Regions from separate parts of the Homo sapiens genome. Here all the other regions are linked to region 1. Evidence: chromatin loops called from intact Hi-C (ENCODE). Cell type or tissue: IMR-90. All regions are shown on one strand. Region 1 holds the start of RELN (reelin). Region 2 overlaps RELN (reelin). Region 3 overlaps RELN (reelin).

Region 1 (8,000 bases):
CTGTTGCCCAGGCTGGAATACAGTGATGCAATCATAGTTCACTGCAACCTTGAACTCCTGGGCTCAGGCAATCCTCCTACTTCAGCCTCCCAAGTAGCTGGGACTACAAGCATGCACCCCCATGCCTGGCTAATTTTAAAATCTTTTGTAGAAATAGGGTCTCGCTATGTTTCTCAGGCCAGCCTCAGACTCCTGGCCTCAAGTGATCCTCCTGCCTCAGCCTCCCAAAGTGCTGGGATTACAGGCATGAGCCACTGTGCCCAGCCTCACTCTTCCCTTTTCTTGCTATCTTTCCTAAGCCTTGGACATCTCAAGCATAGCCCTGCTTCAGGGCCTTTATATTATCTGATCTCTCCAGCTGAACTGCTCTTTCCCCCACATGTTAACATGATGGACTCTTCCGTATTAATGAAGTGTTAGCTCCAATTACACTCTTTCAGAGAAGCTTTCCCTGACTCTCCAATCTACAGTAGCCTCCCTGCCCTAGACACTCTCTACCACATCATCTGGTTTTATTTCTTCATAGCATTTACCAGTGTCAGAAATAATCTTGTTTATTGTATGAGTTTACTGTCTGTCCCCAGCACTAGATTGTAGATGCCAAACGGGTGGGCACTGTATTAGCTTTATTCACTGAGTCCACTGCATCCAGCAGTTTGGCACATAGGAGGTGTCTGATAAATACTGATTGAATGAATGTGTTGGTGACTGGGCATTCATTCACATTTTCAATGTAGAACAGTGCTGTCTAATAGGACTTTCTGCAGTAATGGGATAATCTGTAAGTCTGCACTTACTGTCCAGTACAGACAGTGCAGCCTTACAGATTATCCCATTACTAGCCACCCTTAGCTATTGGATACTGGAAATGTGGTTAATGTGACTGAAGAACTTATTTTTAAATTTAATTTGATTTGAATTTAAATAGCTACCTGGGGACTAGGACACTATATCGGATAGTGCTGGTCTAGAGGACATAATTTAGGATGAGGGATCAGGAAAGATCTCTCAGATGCAAAAATGTGTGAGAGAAGACTTGGAGCATGAGTTGCTATAGCCAAGTAAGAAGTGAGGTGAGGGAGAGGAGGGTGGAAGATGTGTGGTTAGGCCACAGGAAACAGGAAGGGCATTCCAGAGAGAAGCAGGGGCAGGGAAAATCCCAGGAAGTGGAGAAACTTTAAAAAAAGGGATTTTTAGTGTTGAGGAATCAGATTCTGTTTCAGAAATCTTACAATATAATGACTTTGTGTTGTCCCATAGTTTATCTCATCATGGTATTTCAATCTGGGGTGGCAATAAGTAACATGTTCCGGCAGGACGTACGTAACAGAGCCAACTCCCTAATATCCCACCTTTCTCAGTGCAATTTCATTTGCAAAAGGCTTACTGATCTTTAGGGTCTATTTTTGTGTGTTTTTTTTTTTGATTTTTGTTTTTTGCTTAGGAGCCTCAATTTTATCATACAGTACCATGTCTTATGAGTAATAGATTTTATAAGTTTATTAGCTGCTATTGGGTTTGCTCTCATGTGGCCTTTTATTACCATTTTAGAGTCTAATAAGTCAACTGATTTCAGTTTGTTCACCCTCTTCATATTTATATTTACATATTTTTTGATTTTATAAACTTTGTTTGATTTTTACATGGTAAATAAGAATAGTGACTCACTTTCCCACATATACCAAAATGTTTAATGCTTCATCTCAAAAAATATCAATGGAAGGCAGATGAGTGAATTCTTGCAACCTTAAAATATAATTTAATGTCTTCTTTGTATTTCATATGGATGAATCACCTCCCAATAATTTAAAAGCTATGTATCTGATATATGTATATATATACATGTATATATAGAGAGATATAGCAGATATATATATATATATATATACACACACATAGCAAATATATATATATATATGAATTTAATTCCCATCGTGTTATGATTATTCAAATACTGGGCAATAATTTCCACTTATCAAGAAGAAGTGGATTTATCTTCTAAGAATACTTAGTTTAATTCTTTTGGTAGACTAATTACTATTTCAAAACTCTTTTAATTAAAAATAAATCTCATTCCATTTTAAACTCCCTTTCCCACAAGCCTATTCATTTTCACCTGACATCACCTTTTATTTTTTGCAGATGTTTTTGATGTAAACCATTTTTTCTGGAAAAGCACTTCTCTATTTTTCTATTAGTTCGGAAGGTTTTTGGATTTTGCAGACCCAATATTCTTGGAGATACTTATTATGGCTCACTAAATAGAAACGAGGTGTAAGGGTTAGCACACGAATTGGGAAACAGGAAGTTTTGCTATCTAACCTGGGTTTCCACCTTATTGCGTGATTTCAAGTAAGTTGCTCACTAAGAAGATGCTACTCTCGGTTCAATGGATTTTATATATGATTTATGTATTTTTCTGATTTTCTAAAGGTTATTTAAAAGTTTTTAATGACTAGTTGAACTGGCCTAATCAAAAAAAGTGTCAGAGATGAAACAAATATGAACTTGAGCCTCTACAAGGTATTCATGTTAGTTCTAAGGACTGCAGACTGGAGTGTACCAACTTTTACTCCCCTCTTGACCAGCTCAACACCACTCAGGACATTATTTAAAAACAGTCTTTGTGTCTGTTACTGAACAACTGCAGGGCTGTAGCCAGAAATATGAGCTTGCTTCATGGCTAACAGTATAAAAGTTATTCAAATGTAATAGCAAAGCAAAGTGGTAAAAATTAAGGAAGCACAATAAAGGGGAAGATTGAAAAATAAACTTGGTCACATAAATTGAATGTTAAGAAAGCCATGTCGAGAGATACGAGAAAGAATATTTCTCTGAGAGTGCACTACACAATGGAAAGAAGGGGACTTCCTGGGAATTGAGGACCTTATATGAATTAAATTCCAATCATGTCCTGGACCAAGTGTCAGCGCTTACTAAAGACAGTTTATTTAAGCAGCGACCTTGGCATCAAGCATGGCCAGACTTGATCCCAAGCTCCTTTAACTTCTATGAATCTCAACTTTCTTCTCTTTAAAAATGAAGATAATTATACCTACTTTGCAGGCTAATATAAGGATTAAATGAGGTATTCTGACACTGGATGAAGAATAATTATTCCCCCATCCCTCTAACAACACCAACATGCATTCTTTAGAGGCGATTTGCAGTGGTTAGTGTGTCAAAATCAGACTGCCTGGGTTCAAGTCACAGCACTCACTAGCTGTGTGACCTTGGACAAGTTACTTAACCTCCCTGTGCTGTTTCATCATAGTAAAATGAAGCTATCAATGGTACTTTTCCCACAGTATTGTTATGAGGAATAAGGGAGTTAGTATGTATAGTACTTAGGACGGTGCTCAGTGCATAGTAACTAAACATTTTAAAAGTGTAAGCCAAAAACATTAAATAGTTTTGGATTCTTTCTACAAGTGATTAATTTTGTCTTTGGCTATATTCACATGACTGGACAGGAAGGCAGTAACAGCCTTGTTAGCTGTGGGCGAGTATCTCCTAATTCTGTTTGGGGCAACACCACCTGCTCCAGCTAGGGCTGTCGACTGTGGCAGGGCAGTGCAGGACAAGAGCCTCTGAGGCCAGCCAGTCTGCCCTGCATCCAGCCTTTGTCACTGACTTTGGGCAAGTTATCAACATTTCTGAGTGCCTCCTCCCTTGTGAAATAGGGATATTTTTTGCCTCTCCAGTTGGTGTTAGGATTAAAAAGCTAAAGTACGTCTAGCCCCACAGCCTGCACCCCGCAGAGCTACAGTGTAGCAATTGTTACCACATCATATATATATATATGCACATACATATATGTATACACTGTATATTATTTATATGGCAGTTAAGCCTCTGGGGATTTTGAAGTAAGGGAAACAAGAAGCCAGCTAGAAATGGGCCCTTTCTACCTGTCATTCGGTCTCAGTAAGAGGAAGAAAAACAATTTCTTCCTTTTGCAACGAAGTGATTACAGAGGTCTCCCCTTGGACCCTGATTTTCACCGCCCCTCGCCCCACAAATGCAGGCAAAGGCACTATCCCTTCCAATTTTATAATCTACTCATTTCTGTACGTGCGGGTTTATCTGGCTTGGTGGCAAGCCAAGGGTGGGTGGGGAGAGGCATTAAAACCTGGCAACCCCGCTCCCCCATCTCCGGATGCCGCAGGGCTCCTGCCAGCCGTCCTCGGTTAAAAACGTGCTTATGGATTATTTCACTTCCCTGCAGTTCATGTGCAGCCGCTCATTACCACCCGCTTCAATCACCGCTGCCAGCATCTCCCCTGAACGTTTTTCCCTCCCCCGATTTCAGGGCCATTGGTCATAACCGACATTTAAAGGAAATAAACACTGATTTAAAAAATTACAACACCCATCTCTGCCTGAAGAGCCCAGAAGCAATGAATAACAGAACAGTCCGGCGAAGAGAGCCTGTCGGATCTTAGCTCCGCCAGCCCTTCCTGCCTTACAATTCCCCACAACCGAGCAGCACAAATCACCATTTCCAGGCACCACTCGAGTCTGCCAATTCCACTTTCGCTTAATCTCATTTTAAAATCCTCTACAGATGAGGCTCTGTCGCTGCCGCGAGGGGCCGGGCGGCCGCGGCGGGAGGGACAGGGGGCCTGGGTGGGAAGGGAGCGCGAGGGCCCCTAGCGGTTCGCGGCCTCGGGCGGATTCCCAGAACGAGTGCGGGCCGCCCGGACTGGCAGACTGCGAGCCCCGAGGGGCGCGGGACGCAGCCGGCTCAGACAAAGAAACCGGCGCCAGCGGCCGTCCCTGCCGCCCCTCTCCTTCCCTCACGCATCCTCCCAGGAAAAACAGGGCACACTGACGGCCAAAGGGGCTGGCCTTCCCCTTCAGACAGCTGGACGGGAGGTGCCCTCTGCGGGGCTTTGACGTCCCTCGCAGAAGAGTCGCGGGCTCAGCGGTCCTCGACAGCGTCCCCGTCCCGCTCCCCGGCGGGCGCCCCTCCCTGTCCTCCCGGGTGCGAACCGGGCGCTGGCCGGGGACTCCGGGGACGCGTGCGCCCCTCGCCGCGCGAGGTGCCGCCGAGCCAGCCCGAGAGGGCGGGGGGCGGGCGGGGCGGCGCGCGGGGGCGGGGGAGCGGCCGGGACACGTGTGGCGGCGGCGGGGGGGACGCGGCGCCCGGGGCTTTAAGAAGGTGTGGAGCGGGGCGGGCGCTTTCCCAGGCCTGGCCGAGGGGCGTCGCGCAGAGGCGGCGGCGGCGCACGGAGGCGGCAGACGACGCGCTCTCGGCGCCCGCAGCCCCGGTCCCGCGCTCCCGCGGCCCAAAGTAACTTTGGGAGCCGCCGTCTCCCGCGGAACTTCTCGGCGGGGGCCCGCTCCCAGGCCCGCTCCCGAGCCCGTTCCGCTCCCGTCCGCCTTCTTCTCGCCTTCTCTCCGCGTGGCTCCTCCGTCCCGGCGTCTCCAAAACTGAATGAGCGAGCGGCGCGTAGGGCGCGCGGCGGCGGCGGCGGCGGCGGCGGCATGGAGCGCAGTGGCTGGGCCCGGCAGACTTTCCTCCTAGCGCTGTTGCTGGGGGCGACGCTGAGGGCGCGCGCGGCGGCTGGCTATTACCCCCGCTTTTCGCCCTTCTTTTTCCTGTGCACCCACCACGGGGAGCTGGAAGGGGATGGGGAGCAGGGCGAGGTGCTCATTTCCCTGCATATTGCGGGCAACCCCACCTACTACGTTCCGGGACAAGAATACCATGGTAGGTACCGCAGCACCTCCGCGCTCGCCGCCGCCGGGTGCGCCCGCCAGCGCACCTTTCTCATCCCTTTCCTTCTTCCAAGGGGCCTTGGAAACAAGAACCATGACAACCCTGGCCCCAGCGATGCGCTTGGTCCAGGGAGCGAGAATAAAGTTAGTGGAGAATGGAGTCACAAGTTGGGATTCATTCTCCATGTCCCCACTCCCCGAACGCATCTCCTGGTAATGAGCTGGTGCTTGTGCTAAACGCCTGAGAATTCTTGGAGGCCGGTGTCTTTCCCCCTCACTCCCCGTACTTACCGCAGGCACTTTAAATTGAACCTGCGCATTTTGTTTCTTTACTCCTAGGACTTGGATTTCAGACCTTTGTCCTGCTCCCGGTCCCCCCAGATGGGTCCCCGGGGGGGCGTTGGGGGCTGTCGCTGGGCTTTGCGGGCAGGCTGGTGACAGATTGAAGCGCCCAGGTCTGTGGCTGCCCCGCGCCGCTCGACCGCAAAGTTCCCGCTGCTCACCAGCCAGGAGTCCCTGGCATTTCATTCAGTGTCATACAGCCCTCCTGAAAGGGAGCGGCTGCTTCCAGCTCCCTATTCTTTTGAAAGTGTGATTTAATATGTCAGTAATTGATGATTTTTCTGATTCCTGCCTTACTTTTACATGGTGCTTCTTGTTAGAATTATCTTTGTGATGTTTATTAATGACTTTGTATTTTATCTGCACAGCTTTAATTTCCAGGTAGAGGCTGGAATCCCTTATAATTTAGAGGTATCTTAAAAATGGAATCATTATGCAGCCCTGCATCAAAAATAAACATTACAGAAGAAATAAAATTTAGCTCCAAGAAATATAATATTATGTAGTACATGTATTTTAAGCTAGTACATCGAGTATGTGGAAAAATAAAAAATGTCTCTTTTCTGTATTTCTTCTGGGACTTCTGAACATTTCATGCCTATAGAGCTTTTAAGCAGCGACAGGCACTATTTAATTAGAATTTCAACCCCAAAATATTTATACCCAACCAAATAGAAACCATTGTCCAGTAGGCTCCTGTTAATAGTTTCTATCTCTAATAGGCTAACAATCATTGGCATGGCGGGAGATAATCTACGGGGTGCTAGCACTTAAGATAGACAAGCATTTAAAAATTGTAAGAATCCTTAAGATTTTTCTGTTTTTAAAAAAACCTTGATATCTATTATAAAATATTTAGCCTAAATAAACGTCTCCTAGAGGTTTTAAACAGTGCTTTTACAACTTCCTTGTGGCATGGTGGCAGCCTTGTCTGTAAAGCAGAAGTTTAATTTGGTGGAATTTTAGAAATAATTTTGGAAAATTAATGTTCTGTAACTAGTCCCTTTTTAGATAAAAGTGCTTACTACGCCCTCTTCCCAAGAACAATCTAGTGCTTTTCTGAGATAATGAGAATCTTTAAGTGGAAGGAGCAGCTACTGTGATGGCAACCAGACCTAACCCAAAGCCTGATTGACAGCCTGCTGCTCCGTGCGACTCTTAGCAAAAGTTCTTGCCCGGTATGATCTCTCAGTGAGAACGGTGGGTAAGTGAGTGAGGCTGGTCTCAAAGGCGTGACTGTCAGGTTATGATGGAAGACCATGTGATGATACAAAGCTTTATTATTATTTTTTCTGTTTTCCACATCCTTTGGAAGGTCTCGATATTGAAAACTTAACTAAAAACACCAAAATATCATACACCCTTTGGTTTTGCTCCCTTGCACCCTTGAATAGCAAATGCAAGTCACCTTAAGACTCACCATAATCACATATCTAAGTCTGAAAAGGAATGGATAACATAGAGTAGAAATAAAGTGTAAATACTTCAAGTTGGACATTGCGGAGGAGAATCTCAATTTCCACCTCTTTTCCACCACCAGAAAAGGTAGAGAAATTGTATTATGTAAGTTATGAAAGGTCAAATTATTATAAGCTTTGAGAATTGTGTCAGATTTTAAATTTCTGTTATCTATTTTATTAAACATTTAGATTTTGGAACTAGCTGTAGCTATAGGCCTTAAAGTAAGAGTTTTTTTTTTTTTTTTTGTAAAATGTTCTACAGGTAGAATACATGTTTAAAAATGAAGTGATGCTTATGTATGTCTCTTTTCCTTTTAGGCTTTTGAAAATTAATTTAAAAAATTCAGACACACACACACACACACACACACACACACACACACACACACAGCTTCTGTTAGAATTGAACTGCCAATAGGAAAACTTAATCTCATGTACTTTTGTGGTTGGCCCATTTTGATATGTGACCAAAAT
Region 2 (8,000 bases), 420 kb after region 1:
CTTACCCTATTAACCAAATGATTAGTCTTTTGGTGTTTTTCTTTTTTAAATCTAAATAAGCGTTCCTTAGTACTGAGCTCCTGGGGTCTTTTACCGTCTCAAACATATAACAGTGCATTCTGCTTCTTGGGTCTATAGAAGCCTTAGGATCTATAACTGCAAACAAGGATACCTCCTCACTCTGGCCAAATCAGAACTTGATTCTCTTATAATAATAAAAACTATAAAAACTATAAGAGCCCAAGAATCAGAGACAGGTCAAAGGATTTCACTTGTCCTTCATTCACTATCAAATTGCCAAAACTTTTTCTAAAATTCTACCTAAACTTAGGATTCTTCAACCCTCTGAATTCTTCTGGGCCCAAATCTGAGCTGGCTTCTTCCATGAAATGGGGCAGCTGATGGAGAGATGCCCTCATCTTGCCCAGGTGAGAGAGCCTGAAGCTGGGGAAAGAAGTTTTCCTTTCTCTTTCATCACTTTCCTTACCACAGATGCTGTGGATCCATGTTTCTCTGGGTTCTATCATAGAAACATAAAAAAGAAGCAGCAAGCATGACTTCTAATCCAAGAGGACTTGTATTAGGGAATTGGCATGTTTTCCTCATTTATCACAGACATGCAGTCTATCTTTTGGAAGCGGCATAGAGGCCTTAACATTTTCCTTAAGAGTAGTTGACAAATGCTGGTGTACATTAATTCCATTTACTTCCTTCAAGAGGACAAATACCTTCAGAGGCTGAATAATGTTACAGCTCCAAGGGAAGGAATTTTCCCAAGGTCCGTGACACTAAGACAATTGTACTTTTTTTTTTTTTTTTTGCTTTTGCTTTGTTTTTCTAAACTTCTTTAATTCAATTCTTTTTACCTTAAAAAGAATAAGATCAATATATTTCAAATTAGCTGCAAAGGAAATACATTTGTATGTTCACCTTCCTCTTACACTGAAACGGGGGCTTGGGGCTTACGTTAATAGGCAATTATCTCTGAACATTTTTAAACCTAATAAACAACATTACTGGCTACAGTTTATAAAGTTGCCATGAGTAGGTAACTTAAAATAATGAAGGGGGGAAAAAAGCCAAGGTTATGGTTCATTGCTGCCAAATTTCCAAAGCCACTTGAAGAGCCAAAAAGAAATCCATTCTGATCTTGCCATGTTATCCTCACAATAATAGAGGGGAGAGGGAGCTGTCTTTATCTACAGTTGTCCTTAACAACCTTCATTAATCTTTAAGATTCTTTATCCTTGTGTACTAAGAAGCTGGATTAACTCAAAAGTCTATAAATATTGGCAGCAAAATAAATTGGAATGTGGATACACCAATACATCTTCATCCTTTGATTATAGCGGAACTGAGAAGGAAGAGATAGTTCCCTGGTATGAAATTATAGGAGTGTGTGTACATATGTGTGTGTGTGTGTGCGTGTGTGCACGTGTTTCCATATGTTGGAAAAGAAAAGATGTATTTTAAAAATTGGAAAGCAATTGGGACAAATTTTAGTTTGGCAACCTCAAAACTATTGGCAACCTCAAAACTGGGCAGTAGCCCAGCCCACTAGTGTTCCAGGGTTTTGAAGTACTGGGACTAGGTCCTTCTTTTGTTCTTTGGCAGTTAAAACTGGTGTTTGTGATTTAAAGATGAGAGATGAAGAGGAAAGGAGGGAAGGCGCAGGTGAATAGAGCTGTCGGTACAAACTTAACTCTTCCCTGCCTGAAGCATGTCAATAGCAAATAGCCAGAGTTCCCTTATCTGTCCTAAGAAAGACAGATTGTTTCAAACATTCCCAAACAGCCTCTTCTGCAGATATCCATAAACTGAGTGTGATAGAAGGGTGAAATATTAATTGAGTAAAATAATGGAATATCTATCTGGATTTTATTATTAAAAGAGCAGAAGGTGAGAAAATATTCAAACATTTATGCTGAAAAAGAAATCAATCTGCGCATGGTGGCTCACATCTGTAATCCCAGTACTTTGGGAGGCTGAGGCGGGCAGATCACATAAAGCCAGGAGTTTGAGACCAGCCTGGCCAACGTAGTGAAACCTCATCTCTACTAAAAATACAAAGATTAGCTGGGCATTGTGGCATGTGCCTGTAATCTCAGCTACTCGGGAGGCTGAAGCACGAGAATTTTTTTTTTGAGACGGAGTCTCGCCCTGTCACCCAGGCTGGATGGAGTGCAAAGGTGCGATCCCAGCTCACTGCATCCTCTGCCTCCCTGGTTGAAGCAATTCTCCTGCCTCAGCCTCCCAAGTAGCTGGGACTACAAGCACGTGCCACCACGCCCGGCTACTTTTTCTATTTTTAGTAGAGACAGGGTTTCACCGTGTTAGCCAGGATGGTCTCAATCTCCTGACCTTGTGATCCGCCCACCTCGGCCTCCCAAAGAGAATCTCTTGAACCTGGAAGGCGGAGGTTACAGGGAGCTGAGATCACCCTACTGCACTCCAGCCTGGTTGACAGAGCAAGATGCTGTCTCAAAAAAAGAAAAAAAAGAGAGAGAGAGAGAAAGGTCTGAGAGACAGCTTATGAAGGTTAAGTGCAGTCAAGCAGACATGACTTTCAAATAAATATTAAGTCTCTGTTGAGTTTTTCTGAATTTTTCTATATTCCAATGCTTTGATATGAGATGTTGGTACAAGAAACAGGTGTGTTGTTTTTCCCAACAGCAAGACCAGATTCCGATGGATCCAGGAGAGCAGCTCACAGAAAAACGTGCCTCCATTTGGTTTAGATGGAGTGTACATATCCGAGCCTTGTCCCAGTTACTGCAGTGGCCATGGGGACTGCATTTCAGGAGTGTGTTTCTGTGACCTGGGATATACTGGTAAGGCTAAATACATGTGTCTGAGGGTTTTATTGTAAAATAGTCATCTCTAGTTGCTGTGTTTCATGTTATTCTCCCAAAGAAATAAATTCTGAATTTATTCCTCTTTAAGTCTAGGAATTGTAGGAATTCACAACCCAGGCACATGAGGTGCTAGGATATTTTGTAGTTTTGAGCTGCTCCAAAAAGGAAACATACTAATACAAATTTCATTTCCTAAAGAGGATTTGTTTATTATTCATAGCAATAATAATTAATACTGCTTGAGGTCCTACTTCATGCCAGACATTGAGGTTCTTTTTATTTCATCCCCTTTAATTCTAACAATAACTCTGTCATAGTACTGTAAACCCTATTTATATTTAAGGAAACTGAGGCACAGAGAGATTTAATAACTATCCCAAGATCATTCAGCTGGGAGTTGCTGGAGCTGAGTATCAAACCCTGGCAGTCATTCTCCAAAACCCAAACCCAAGCTCTTAACCACATGCTGCATGGCTGCATGGCCTCTGTGAGCCCTCTACATCACTATAGGAAACGTTATTTTTTACATTTAAAATAAAAATGCATCTTAGGATAAACCCAAGTCTGCCAAAAGAGTACTTTACAAAAAAAGTATCTCTGAGCACAGTGACCTTTGGATGTTGCTGCAAGCAAAAATGAAAAGAGCTGAGATTAAAGAGGAAAATTGGAGAAAATATTATAAGCTTCAAAATCTTTTTTTTTATTATTTTTCCTGGAGACAACTTCAAAAGGCTTCTTCCCAGCTTTTCAGTATCCCAGCCTTCATCTGGCACGTGACCAAAGACAAACATATGTTGTTGCAGGCCTTCTATGGAGAGTGCTGTCACTCACAGTTTCAAGGATTTTTTTTAAATTTGAGACTGACTGCCCCTATTGATCCTAGAATAGAAGGATAACAAATGAGCAAGTTTTATTGTGGATGAAATCTGTTTCTCAGTTTACACAAATCCTCAGTAGCAGGAACTACGAAAAGGTATGGTTCCCAATGTCTTCCCAATGTCTGTCTCTATTAAAAAATAAAAATTTACAGAGGCAGAATAGTGTTTTTGATGATGGTAGTGATGGCTGTCTTTCAGACCGACAGTTGTGAGATACAAATTTTCATGTGGCCTCTCTCCCTAATGTTAATCCCTATGGACATTCTTCCTTTGCCCATGTGTTGAATAGACCTCGTTTTGAATGATTCCAACAAAGCATCTCTCCTCTCTATTTCTTTTTCTGAAGCTGCACAAGGAACCTGTGTGTCAAATGTCCCCAATCACAATGAGATGTTCGATAGGTTTGAGGGGAAGCTCAGCCCTCTGTGGTACAAGATAACAGGTGCCCAGGTTGGAACTGGCTGTGGAACACTTAACGATGGCAAATCTCTCTACTTCAATGGCCCTGGGAAAAGGGAAGCCCGGACGGTCCCTCTGGACACCAGGAATATCAGGTAACAAGTATTAACTGGTATACTTTTTCACAAACATATTATTTACCACACGATGTAGTCTAACTTAAAACATTCTGTTCTGTTATTGGGAATATATACAATAATGTTTCTGTATATAGATTATGATATGTAAAAATGAAGATAACTTTAGCTTTGGAATAAAATAGGTGGTTTCTACAAAGACCATGCTGCAATTCATAAATCCATGTGTGGTCATCACCAAGGCCTGTGTGTCTAGGGTATGCCAGCTTGATTTTCTGAAGTTTGATATTATTATGAAAACCATTTGGTATTATTCTTAGCATGTGCCGTGTGAAACAAAGATTTTTCCAACCTTACATTCTATGTCTGAAATTGATGCGTCCTCATTTATCTAAGTTGATTTGTATTCACTTATTGAAAATGGTCCCCAGAAATTTTAAATGCCTACACTGACACCTACTGGTAAAATAAAGAACTGTTTGGTTTTTAAGATCAAATGAAATAATAGCACACCTAAAATAAAACTGCTTTTTAAAAGAGCAATTAAATTATTTGAGAAGTGGAAGAAAGGAAATAGAGAAAATGTTTAAAATTTTTAGACCTCCTCACAAAATCTGGGGTCCTGTGTCATATTTTTCCTTCCTTCAATTTCCTTCCCTTTCCATCTGCATTGTTCTCTCAGAGGTGTGCCTGTCAAGCAGGTACTCTCTGTCAGTCGCTATGGACTGAGGCATAATTTACATCGTACTGACTGAAGGCCTGCTGTGAAAAATTTAGCCAAGTGAGTCTAAATCAGCAACTGACAGGTAATTATCTGACTCTAAACAAATATGGTATTCAGCTTCTTAAGTTAGATTTTTCCTCATCTTGGCTGGATGCGGTAGCTCACACCTGTAATGCCAGCACTTTGGGAGACTGAGGCAGGTGGATCACTTGAGGTCAGGAATTCAAGACCAGCTCCTGGCCAACATGGCAAAACCCTGTCTCTACTGAAAATAGAAAAATTAGCCGGGTGTGGTGGCGCATGCCTGTAGTTCCAGCTACTCAGGAGGCTGAGGCAGGAGGATCGCTTGGGCCCAAGAGGCAGAGGTTGAAGTGAGTCAAGATCGCGCCACTGCACTCCAGCCTGGGCAACAAATGCCTAACGTAGATGACAGGTTGATGGGTGCAGCAAACCACCATGGCATGTGTATACCTATGTAACAAACCTGCACGTTCTGCACATGTATCCCAGAAACTAAAGTATAATTTTAAAAAATCTTCATCTTGAGTTTCCAAGGATAGTGTTAACTAGATTTAAGGAATTTCCATTTTTGTAATTCCATTAAATTATAACAGACTGTATTTTTAGTAGAGACGGGGTTTCACCGTGTTAGCCCCGTCTCTACTAAAAATACAAAAGGAAATTAGCCAGGCGTGGTGGCGGGCACCTGTAGTCCCAGCTACTCGGGATGCTGAGGCAGGAGAATGGCGTGAACCTGGGGGGCGGAGCTTGCAGTGAGTCGAGATCACGCCACTGCATTCCAGCCTGGGCAACAGAGCAAGACTCCGTCTCAAAAAAAAAAATAAATTATAACAGACTGTCACAATGAAGTGATATTCAACGGTTTCCTTTTGTTTAGCTCATTATTACAGAATAAAATGAATGGTCATATTAATTAACTTCTTCTAAATGGTTACAGAATTAACTTACTATAATTTATGTATTTTCTGCTTCTCATATGCCCTTTGAGTTTGAAAGTAGTACTTAATAAATACAGGAGGGTTTTTTTCTAATGTGTCAAAACGCTAATGCTTACAGCTCTTCTGAACTCTTGTTTGTAAGTAAACTAAAGTTTTTATTCCCCAGACTTGTTCAATTTTATATACAAATTGGAAGCAAAACTTCAGGCATTACCTGCATCAAACCAAGAACTAGAAATGAAGGTAAGCTGCTGTATTTCCATGGAAATTACAGTTACTATTGGCAGATTAGTCCTTTATCCTCCCAAAGTTTGGCCAGGATTTTGAAAACTGATACATTACCCTGAATCATTCCTTCTCTTCTCTTCTGCTTTGTAGAATCGGTGGCTGCACAGAGCCAAGATCTCTAAGATTTCTTGTACAGATCCTTAGGCCTGAAATATATCATGTCTGCTCTGGGTGTAGGCAGAATCAAAGTGCCATTTGTTTTAGGGAACCCTATTCCTTTATACTATCCGCAGGGAGGCACAAAAAAAAATCCCAAAACAATAGCAGAGACTCTTACATATAGCATGGAAGCTAGAGACTTGTTTGCATAGGGCATTACTGAATGCAGATCAAAGTCTACTTCGGCCCATAAACTTATATTCCGGGCAGACCAGAATCCTTGTGTAGGAGGAGCAGTTCTTGGCAATAATAAATGTTATCTTTTACTGAGACTTATTATATGCAAGACACTATCCCACGTGTTTTACTGGTGTTAATTCATTTTATTTCCAGCATACCCTTTTGCCATAAGTAATATAATTAGTTCTATTTTGCAGATGTAGAAACTGAGGCACCGAAAGGTCAAGTAACCTGCCCATGATCATGCACTAAATAAGTGGATGAGCAGGGATTCAAACCACTCACACTGGCTCCAGAATGTATGCCATAACCATCATACTATACTGCTTCTCTCCTTGCACTGAACTCCACCCTCCCTAGGCACTCATACCATCTTCTGCCTCAAATGATTCAGTTCTGAAAGAAATGCAAAAGGCTTGAAGCATAGGTGGCCTCTGGGAGCTCTACAGATATGATATAATTCCTTAGGGGACCTTGAATGTGAACTGACTCCTCACACAAAATTCATAGGTTTCTCAGATGCATCCTCCTCCAAACCGTGGTCTCAGCAACATGTAAAGAGTTTGCACCTTCTAAGTTTGTTAATATCTCAGTATGACTGTGTAAAACACATTGGCTTAAACAATACCTATTAGTCAGTAGAGCTACCAACAGCTGTGTTCATCAGCTCTCCATTTCCTTGGCCATATTATCACTAACTGAAAGGTTTAATAACTTTTTCTGAATATCTTAGTACTTTTAGTCTAGTAATTATCCAAGTCATCTATTTACTGAAGCAGTATAGAAGCTTTTATAGACCATTTTTGCATTCCCTAATCTCTTCAATAAATATTTATTAAGAATCTGTTCTAAGCCAGACATTGTTCTAGGTGCTTTTATTGATACAATATCACCAAAAGACATATGTCCCTCATCATGAGGTAGGTTATGCTGCAATAATAATAATAAACCTCTAATAATAATAAACCTCTAAATATCAGTGGGCTAAATAAAATGATTTCTCCCCTGTGCTACATTTTCTTCATGGGTCATCCGAGGTCCTCATTCCAGCACCCAGAATAATAAGGTGGCTGCTGCGTAGATTCTGGATGTTGCCAGCCATGTGACAGAGGGAAAGAGAAAGTGTGGTGAAGGGAAAAGAAGCGTAAACCTACCATGTGCTAGAGAGTGAAGAACCAGTGGGGCACTAATGACCACCTAAGGGTAGATCCCTGCCCTCAGGGGAACTTACATTCTAGTGAGAAGACTCAGATAGTAAGCAATCAAGAAAAGAAATAAGCAAGAAAATGTTAGATTGTAAGGGCTAGACAGAAACAAATAGGCTGATGAGGTGGAAAGTAAATTTATGCAGTGGGAGGTGCTGATTTAGATTCAAAAATAGTCTGGATGGGGACTCACCAAGGAAGTGACATTTGATACAT
Region 3 (8,000 bases), 400 kb after region 1:
AGGGCCATATCTCTGGAGAGGATGTTCCCTCTGGAAGGCATGCTGTGTACTAGCAAGTTCCATGCAACATGTTATTTCATCTAATTGTCACAACACCATATGAGGAAGGTATTATTATCCATATTGTACCTTTGAGGAAAATAAAAGCTCAGAAAGGTCACACAGCTAGTGATCAGTATGAATAATGGGCTGAGATTCAAACCCAGCTCCAACAGATTTCAAATAGATGGTCTTTCATCTGCATGGTTCTGCCTAGAGGAAATATGCAAAGTAAGGATTCAGAGTGTTTTCGTTAAAATTTTAAAAAGCTTTTTAGTACTCTTGGTGTAATTAGCAATTCCCAAGGGTCTCTCATAACCCAGCCTGGGAATCAGTAATGTAGACATTAACCAAAGGTATCCAGCAACAGTTACCGTAGTCGGATCAGAAACAACTAAATGGCATGACTGCCCTCTCTCCACAATAAATGGGGACGAGACCATTTCCACATAGTGCTAAGATGTCCATGTGAATTTGGAACTGAAACAACAAAATGCCAAAGAACTCCCAGATTACTGAATTTGATTTTTCTTCTTTTCTGAAAGGCTGGGAAAAGACAGCTGGTGAGTTGGGACCTGGATACTTCTTGGGTGGACTTTGTCCAGTTCTACATCCAGATAGGCGGAGAGAGTGCTTCATGCAACAAGCCTGACAGCAGAGAGGAGGGCGTCCTCCTTCAGTACAGCAACAATGGGGGCATCCAGTGGCACCTGCTAGCAGAGATGTACTTTTCAGACTTCAGCAAACCCAGGTAACTACCCACCTGATGGTCCTCGCATTAGTTTCCAGGAATGGTAAAGGTTAAATCATTGTTGATGTGTTTCCAAAATGTTAACTGTTGCAAAAATAGACAAACCTATAAAAATTTAACATGAATGATAGCCCAGTATATAAAGATTTTATTTCACTTAAGTGACTGGACAGAAAGCATTTGTATTCATGTTTGAATTTTTAAAGATTTTTTAAAGCTTGTGACTAGAAGAAAAGCAAGATACGTAACCACTGTTTACTCAAAGAAACCATGGAATATGGGGATGTTCCACGCTCATTTTCCCATTTGCAGGCTTGTTTGATTATTTTTAATGCACACACAAATTATGCTTAGCTCTTAGATTTAACAGTAAGATGGATTTTTTTGTTAAAGTGTTTCACATGGCTGCACCAAGGGCTATCCCTAAACAGTGTATGAGTAAGTGTATAGAGCTCAGATTTTCTAAAAATTTTGCCCTGGCCTATCCCTGTCTTAATTTTGATGTATTGGGAATATATGTAATAAAATATCTTAGGCAATGACTGTTGAAGAGTTTGGGGAGATGACTCGTGTTTAATACTAATACCAGTACCAGGCAATGTATTTATATGTATTTAAATTTAGTTCTTTTGCAATTATGTAGTATTTTGAAATTCTGTATTTATATTTTATATAAGTATTATTAAAGTCTATTCAATGATATTATTTTAGAATACTTTTTATAATCTCTGTATTTTCATTTTAACAAAAAAATAATTTTTTGTATGTTGACTACTATTAAGTTTTAATATATGGATCTTGTCCCTGTTTTCATTTTACAAATGAGACTTGTTTATTGAAAAAAAATTATTTAAGACTATATAAACCCAGTTCTTACAGACTGAATATGTTTTAAACATTTTACTTAAAGCATACCTATTTTGTAGATTGAAGGTTCATAAGTTTGACTTTTTAAAGTATTAGGTCATTTAAAGGTGACAGAACTTACCATGATAAAACATAAGTAGACATGCAAACAGACCAACAGAAAGCATTTCTTCTAAGGGATTTAGGGGAGAAGGAGAAAACAGAAAAAAGGCAACTGGATGAAACGAGAGATATCATAGGAAAAGGGTGGGAGATGAAGCCTTGTGAGATTCTCCTAGATGCAATATAGTAGAGAGGGAATTGATAATGGTGCCAAACTGGCTTAAACAATAATTTTAAATAACTCAAATTATTTTTTCCAAGTAATATGTGAATCTGAAATTATTGAGAGTTCAGTAAGGTGACTAGGTAACTCTATAAGTAAATAAAAATGTAATGGCTTCCTCAAATTGCAGAATAGCATGTCTTTGTGATGAAAAATTACATACACAAAATTATTTTAAAATATAGTTTTACTAACATGAGAATGTACTTATGATGTAATGTTAAGTTTTAAAATGTAGATCACCAAATTATACGTATAATGCCTTGCCTATATAAAAGATTATAAGCTGTGAAGAGATACATCAAAATGTTAACAGAAGCCAACGCTATGTAGTAGATTATGGGCAATTTATGTTTCATTTTTAATGCATTTTTATGTTTTCCCACAATGAGAAAGAATTCCTTTGAAAAAAATGTTAAATATTATCTTCATGTAATAGTATTAAACAATTTTATCTTGATATTTCTTTAAAAAGTTATGACCATTGTCATGGTAGTCAAAAGATATAGTTCAATGAATCAAACTCAGTTGAAATATTCTCCCTCTTCTCCAAAAGATACAATTCCAAATGAAATAAACATGACCAGGACTAAACCTGCCTACAAGGTTAAACCTCAAGTCTGATATGTCCAAACTTACGGGCTTTTGGAAAATATTGAGATCAAACCAAACAAAACTTTTCTCTTGTTGTTACCCTTGTTGTTTTAATAGCTGAAAAAAAAAAAGCACAGCTTTTGTTTTCCCAACCGTAAATGATTTACTTTTATTCAGATTTGTCTATCTGGAGCTTCCAGCTGCTGCCAAGACCCCTTGCACCAGGTTCCGCTGGTGGCAGCCCGTGTTCTCAGGGGAGGACTATGACCAGTGGGCAGTCGATGACATCATCATTCTGTCCGAGAAGCAGAAGCAGATCATCCCAGTTATCAATCCAACTTTACCTCAGGTATTCTCCTATGTCTGAACTCCAAGAAGACAGATAATTATAAAAGTGAATGGCATAAAGAACTCATTTCCTTAAGGATTTAGTGCTTGACACTGAATGTATAATATAAGTTTAAGGGCTTGTACTTAATTTTTTGTTACCTCTCTATGCTACCACTTCACAGATAATTTAGATGTAAAAAAGACTGAAGTCTGGTTAAATCATCAAGCAAAATCGTTAGTGTGTTTATAAAATGATTAGATACACAGTGGTAAAATACTTTCAGTTGTTGAATCATCAGGAGAAAAAGTTAATAGCAGTAAAAAAAAATAGAGATTCTTCTGTGTTTTCCTAGAAATGCAAATGGTACATGGCCCAGCATGTCATGAAATGAAAATTCCTTTCTTGTTTTCAAAGCTATCAAATTGCCTTTTGTTTTATTTGTATTGTTTCTATTAGAACTTTTATGAGAAGCCAGCTTTTGATTACCCTATGAATCAGATGAGTGTGTGGTTGATGTTGGCTAATGAAGGAATGGTTAAAAATGAAACCTTCTGTGCTGCCACACCATCAGCAATGATATTTGGAAAATCAGATGGAGATCGATTTGCAGTAACTCGAGATTTGACCCTGAAACCTGGATATGTGCTACAGTTCAAGGTATTTATGCACAAGCTTCTTCCCAGAGCAAGTTAAGGAGTAAAATATCTTCCAGATGTATAAGTGGAACTCACAAAGAACACAAATTTTTCATATTCTATTAAAGAAGGGACTCACCTGTACGAAAGCTTAACAGTGTTAGAATTGCGAAGCTTTTCAGCTCTACTCGAAAGCAGTTATTAGTTTTTAAGGAGTCCCAAAAGTTGTGGGTATACCATTTCTTTAGGTACTCAAGGAACTCTACCAGAATTAAAAATAAAATTGACTTTTAGAACTTCAATCTGATTGTGACTTAATGAATCTCAAGCTTCTAAACGATGATGAATAAGTTGTCCTTTTCATCTTGCTAGTGGTATTTGAACTTACAAGGTATTTTATGCTTTTGCTGTATTATTTTCAAACAAATTATCTTACTTAAATTCAGTAAATTTTTACTCCAGTCATCATTGTTCTCTTAAAAGCTTCTTGTTTTTCAGCTCTGTGATAACATATCAACATGTATAGCAAGTATTTACTTTGACAAGGTCTTGTTTCAGAACCCTAATCAAAATTTCATTGTGTTTATAATAAAATCCCATAGGTGACTTCTGGGGTTGAAAGTAATGCAGTTTTAATGAGCTAGCACAACTACATGGTCCTTACATAATGGCAGGATGCAGATGCTAAATAATTTACAAATGGAATTATTAAAGAGATCAGATGTTTATAGGCAGCTCTTCAAATACAATTTCCACAGGTCTGTAAACAAGGAAGTGAGTCATAAATAATATGATTAGTAAAATGTAACCCTTCCTTGTTTAGATTCTGATGCTAAACTACAATGGAAAAATATCAATAACAATATATGAATCTATATTCATTTGTTGGTAATACCTAAAGTAGTAACAAAATAATGTTAATAGCAAATATATTTGCAGAACACTATGCTGTTTCTCATCTGACACCTTTTCTATTTAATTAATCACAAACCATGGTTGTGTAGGTATTAAAGTCTGCAAGATAATATTCTGAAATTTTTAAAATCTAAATTTAAAAAATAGTGTTAAATATTTCAAGCATTTAAACAATGATCAGGAATGCACACTGCTTAGGAAAAATCTTAATTCTCTACCATTTGACCCAGCAATCCCATTATTAGGTATATACTCAAAGAAGTATAAATCATTCTACCATAAAGACACATGCATGTGTATGTTCATCAAACCACTACTGACACTAGCAAAGACCACCTAAATGCTCATCTGTGGTAGACTGGATAAAGAAAATGTGGTACATATACACCATGGAACACTACACAGCCATAAAAAAGGATGACATCATGACTTTTATAGCAACATGAGTGGAGCTGGAGGCCATTATCCTAGGCAAACTAATAAAGGAACAGAAAAACAGATGCCACATGTTCTCACTTGTAAGTGGCAGCTAAACAATGAGAACACATGGACACGTAGGGGAACAGCAGACACTGGGGCCTACTTAAGGATGAAAGGTAGGAGAAGGGAGAGGATCAAAAAACTACCTATTGGGTAGTATGCTTATTACCTGGGTGACAAAGTGATCTGTACAGCAAACTCCCGAGACACACAGTTTACCTATATAACAAAATTCAGATTACAATGGATTTTAAAATGTTGAGTAAAGAGGTCTACACAGTGAATACGACCTTTCTCTCAATTTGTTTAGCTGTGTAGTTAGAGGGAGACCAAAAATCAGGGAGAATTTTTATTTTCTTTTGTTTTATTTTTATTTTTAAAGATAGGAGAGACTTAAACATATGTATCTGATCCATAGAAGGTACACAAATAAATATTTGTTGAAGGTAGGCCTAAATCCTGAATGGAAAGTTTAAGATAAATTTTATGTTTAATACAGCTGAGAGTATGTCTACACTACCCTATATCTGATTTCTAAAGCACGAACTTGTCACAGAACTTCAAGTTCCAACCACTTGTCTGTGTTAGAAACAACAGCAATCATGGCAAATTTAAGACAAAAAGTTAACTAGGTGTGCCCAATGTGGCTGCTCTCACCACACACCAACCAAAGGCCACTGTTACTATTGAATAATGCAGTAAAAGGAATTTGTGTTAGAAGAGTTTAATCATGCATCTGAGAGGGTTAAGTTTTTAATTATATTCTTGATGTTTTACTATATAAACTTGGATAAATTGTGCACAATAAAATTTCTACTAACCAAATTATAAATTCTCTGAGAGATGCTTTCTAGCTGTGAGTATGGAAATAAAGAAGATACTAAATCTTCTTTTTAAAAACTAGATAAAGCTGCCTTACAGTCATGAGGATTAACTGATTGACCTCCTGAGCTATGGCTCAATATTATTAGTCCATGTCTCTCCCTTTATTTTTTTGTCGTATCATGTTCTTTTCATTCCTGATTTCAATTTTCCTTCTAAAAATCAGACTATTCTTATTTAGTAAAGTCTTTTACAACAAAATTTGTGGCTCCCGCCAACAAATGAAATAAGATGTAAATAAGCCATTCATATAAGATGGCAGGTAATTAAATGAACATGAGAAAAAGAGTTTGACATTTATAATTATGAAAAGTGTAATAAAATTCATTTACACATTTATTTGGAAATAAACTGTCTTAAACTATAATACCCAATGCCTAAACTGATTCATTTGGACTCAGCCAATACAAAATGAGCACAGATAACTAGAAAATTTTAAGTGTTTCTACATTTTGACTCCTTAATGCTACTCTCAGGAATTTATCTGGTGATGACAAATCAAAGAAGAAAGGTATATTCTCTGCAACGCTATGTATAACAGAATGTGGAGGAAAGCTCTAGATGTGTAATAACTTCAACTGTAGGACCAAAATATAGCTTCCCTATAAAGATCAGAAGAGAAAATAGAAAAGAAAGGACAGTTATGATAGGCCAGTGGGATTTAAGTTGTATTTTTACCATTTTTTAAATGTTGTTAATCCTATGATGAGTCCTCCATACAAGTACACCAAACAGTAACAGTTTCATTTCTGGATCATGTTGCTTATTTGATGCTGTGATAAACACTCAGCTGTTTCATCTAAGTTGACACTGATTTTATTTTATATTTATTTATTTATTTATTTATTTATTTATTTATTTATTGTTGAGATGGAGTCTGGCTCTGTCACCCAGGCTGGAGTGCAATGGCGTGATCTCAGCTCACTGCAACCTCCGCCTCCCAGGTTCAAGCAATTCTCTGCCTCAGCCTCCCGAGTAGCTGGGATTACAGGTGCCCGCCACCACGCTGGCTAATTTTTGTATTTTTAGTAGAGACAGGGTTTTACCATCTTGGCCATGCTAGTCTTGAACTCCTGACCTCATGATCCACCCGCCTCAGCCTCCCAAAGTGCTGGGATTACAGGCATGAGCCACCGCACCCAGCCGGTTGACACTGATCTTTAATGAGCTTTGGCAAGGAAACAGAAGGAGGATGCTTGTTCCACTGAAACCTTCCTGTACTGAAGAAGACAGCTGCTTCTCCATCTTATGGTTTCCTCTGTCTGTACCCTCTGAGGAGGGAGAAAAAAGCAGCTTCTTGGCATATCTTTTGTCTGAGACTCAAGAACCACATACACTGTGCTTCTCTCTTCTCTCCTATAATCCCAAGAAATCCACAAAATGAGTCCAGTTTTCTAGTAAAAAGTACCTATTGTTTGCTTAAACAAAGAATTCCAGAATCTATTGAAGGGTCTTGGTTGGGACTGAGCTCACAATTCCTATCATTGTAAATTCAGTGCAGACCCATTGGAAGGCACCCTGGATGCTGTAGCATCTAATTTGTTGAGTGATGACTTAGAACCAAAATCTTGTATAATTCTTGTCCTTCCTTTTAACAGCTAAACATAGGTTGTGCCAATCAATTCAGCAGTACTGCTCCAGTTCTTCTTCAGTACTCTCATGATGCTGGTATGTCCTGGTTTCTGGTGAAAGAAGGCTGTTACCCGGCTTCTGCAGGCAAAGGATGCGAAGGAAACTCCAGAGAACTAAGTGAGCCCACCATGTATCACACAGGGGACTTTGAAGAATGGACAAGAATCACCATTGTTATTCCAAGGTCTCTTGCATCCAGGTAAAGTAATCATTCTTAATGGGTTTGGGCCATTAAGAAAGACACAGTCCCAAATGCTATAACCCTAAATGTTGTAATCCTGAAAGATCAAAACCCCGAAAATACAATTCTGGGAAAAATAATTTTTAAAACATTTATTTATATCTTAAAAGGGGATTTATCTGAGAAACATAAAAACATGACAGAACACTTCATAGGCCACTTTACACAATACTTATTTTTGCAAGCATAAACATTCAGATATACTAAAGACTGTTGCAATGGCTTAACATTTATGAGCAGACAAAATGTATACATAAAGAAATAGGTCAAAAAGCAAAATGTATAAATGTGTATCACCATGGTGGGTA

What was found. Hi-C counts contacts between places; a loop is a spot of excess contacts. Peaks named below come from ENCODE experiments on the same cell type or tissue, not always from the same donor. Only the 100,000 strongest peaks of a DNase experiment are listed, where the experiment ranks them.
Region 2: it touches region 1 in a loop (5-fold over the local background); 3 of 110 quality-filtered maps call a loop at or near these places.
Region 3: a loop joins it to region 1, with 2.7 times the contacts of the local background. A loop is called at or near these places in 2 of 110 quality-filtered maps.

What each region holds. Positions count from the first base shown.
Region 1 is chr7:103,986,847-103,994,846 of GRCh38, reverse strand. It overlaps RELN (reelin), which reads left to right and starts at 5,189. Exons shown (of 65, transcript NM_005045.4): 1 at 5,189-5,716. The coding sequence starts at 5,491. In IMR-90, a CTCF peak has its summit at 4,664; no DNase peak of the experiment used is centred here; H3K4me3 peaks cover 2,737 bases; H3K27ac peaks cover 937 bases.
Region 2 is chr7:103,570,379-103,578,378 of GRCh38, reverse strand. It overlaps RELN (reelin), which reads left to right. Exons shown (of 65, transcript NM_005045.4): 29 at 2,674-2,831; 30 at 4,080-4,287; 31 at 6,119-6,195. Among named protein-coding and RNA genes, the nearest start is that of SLC26A5, 130 kb to the right of the region's middle. In IMR-90, a CTCF peak has its summit at 4,718 (motif pointing left); a DNase peak (open chromatin) is centred at 4,698; H3K27ac peaks cover 843 bases.
Region 3 is chr7:103,589,246-103,597,245 of GRCh38, reverse strand. It overlaps RELN (reelin), which reads left to right. Exons shown (of 65, transcript NM_005045.4): 25 at 585-790; 26 at 2,754-2,925; 27 at 3,364-3,564; 28 at 7,418-7,650. Among named protein-coding and RNA genes, the nearest start is that of SLC26A5, 150 kb to the right of the region's middle. In IMR-90, no CTCF peak of the experiment used is centred here; no DNase peak of the experiment used is centred here; H3K27ac peaks cover 158 bases.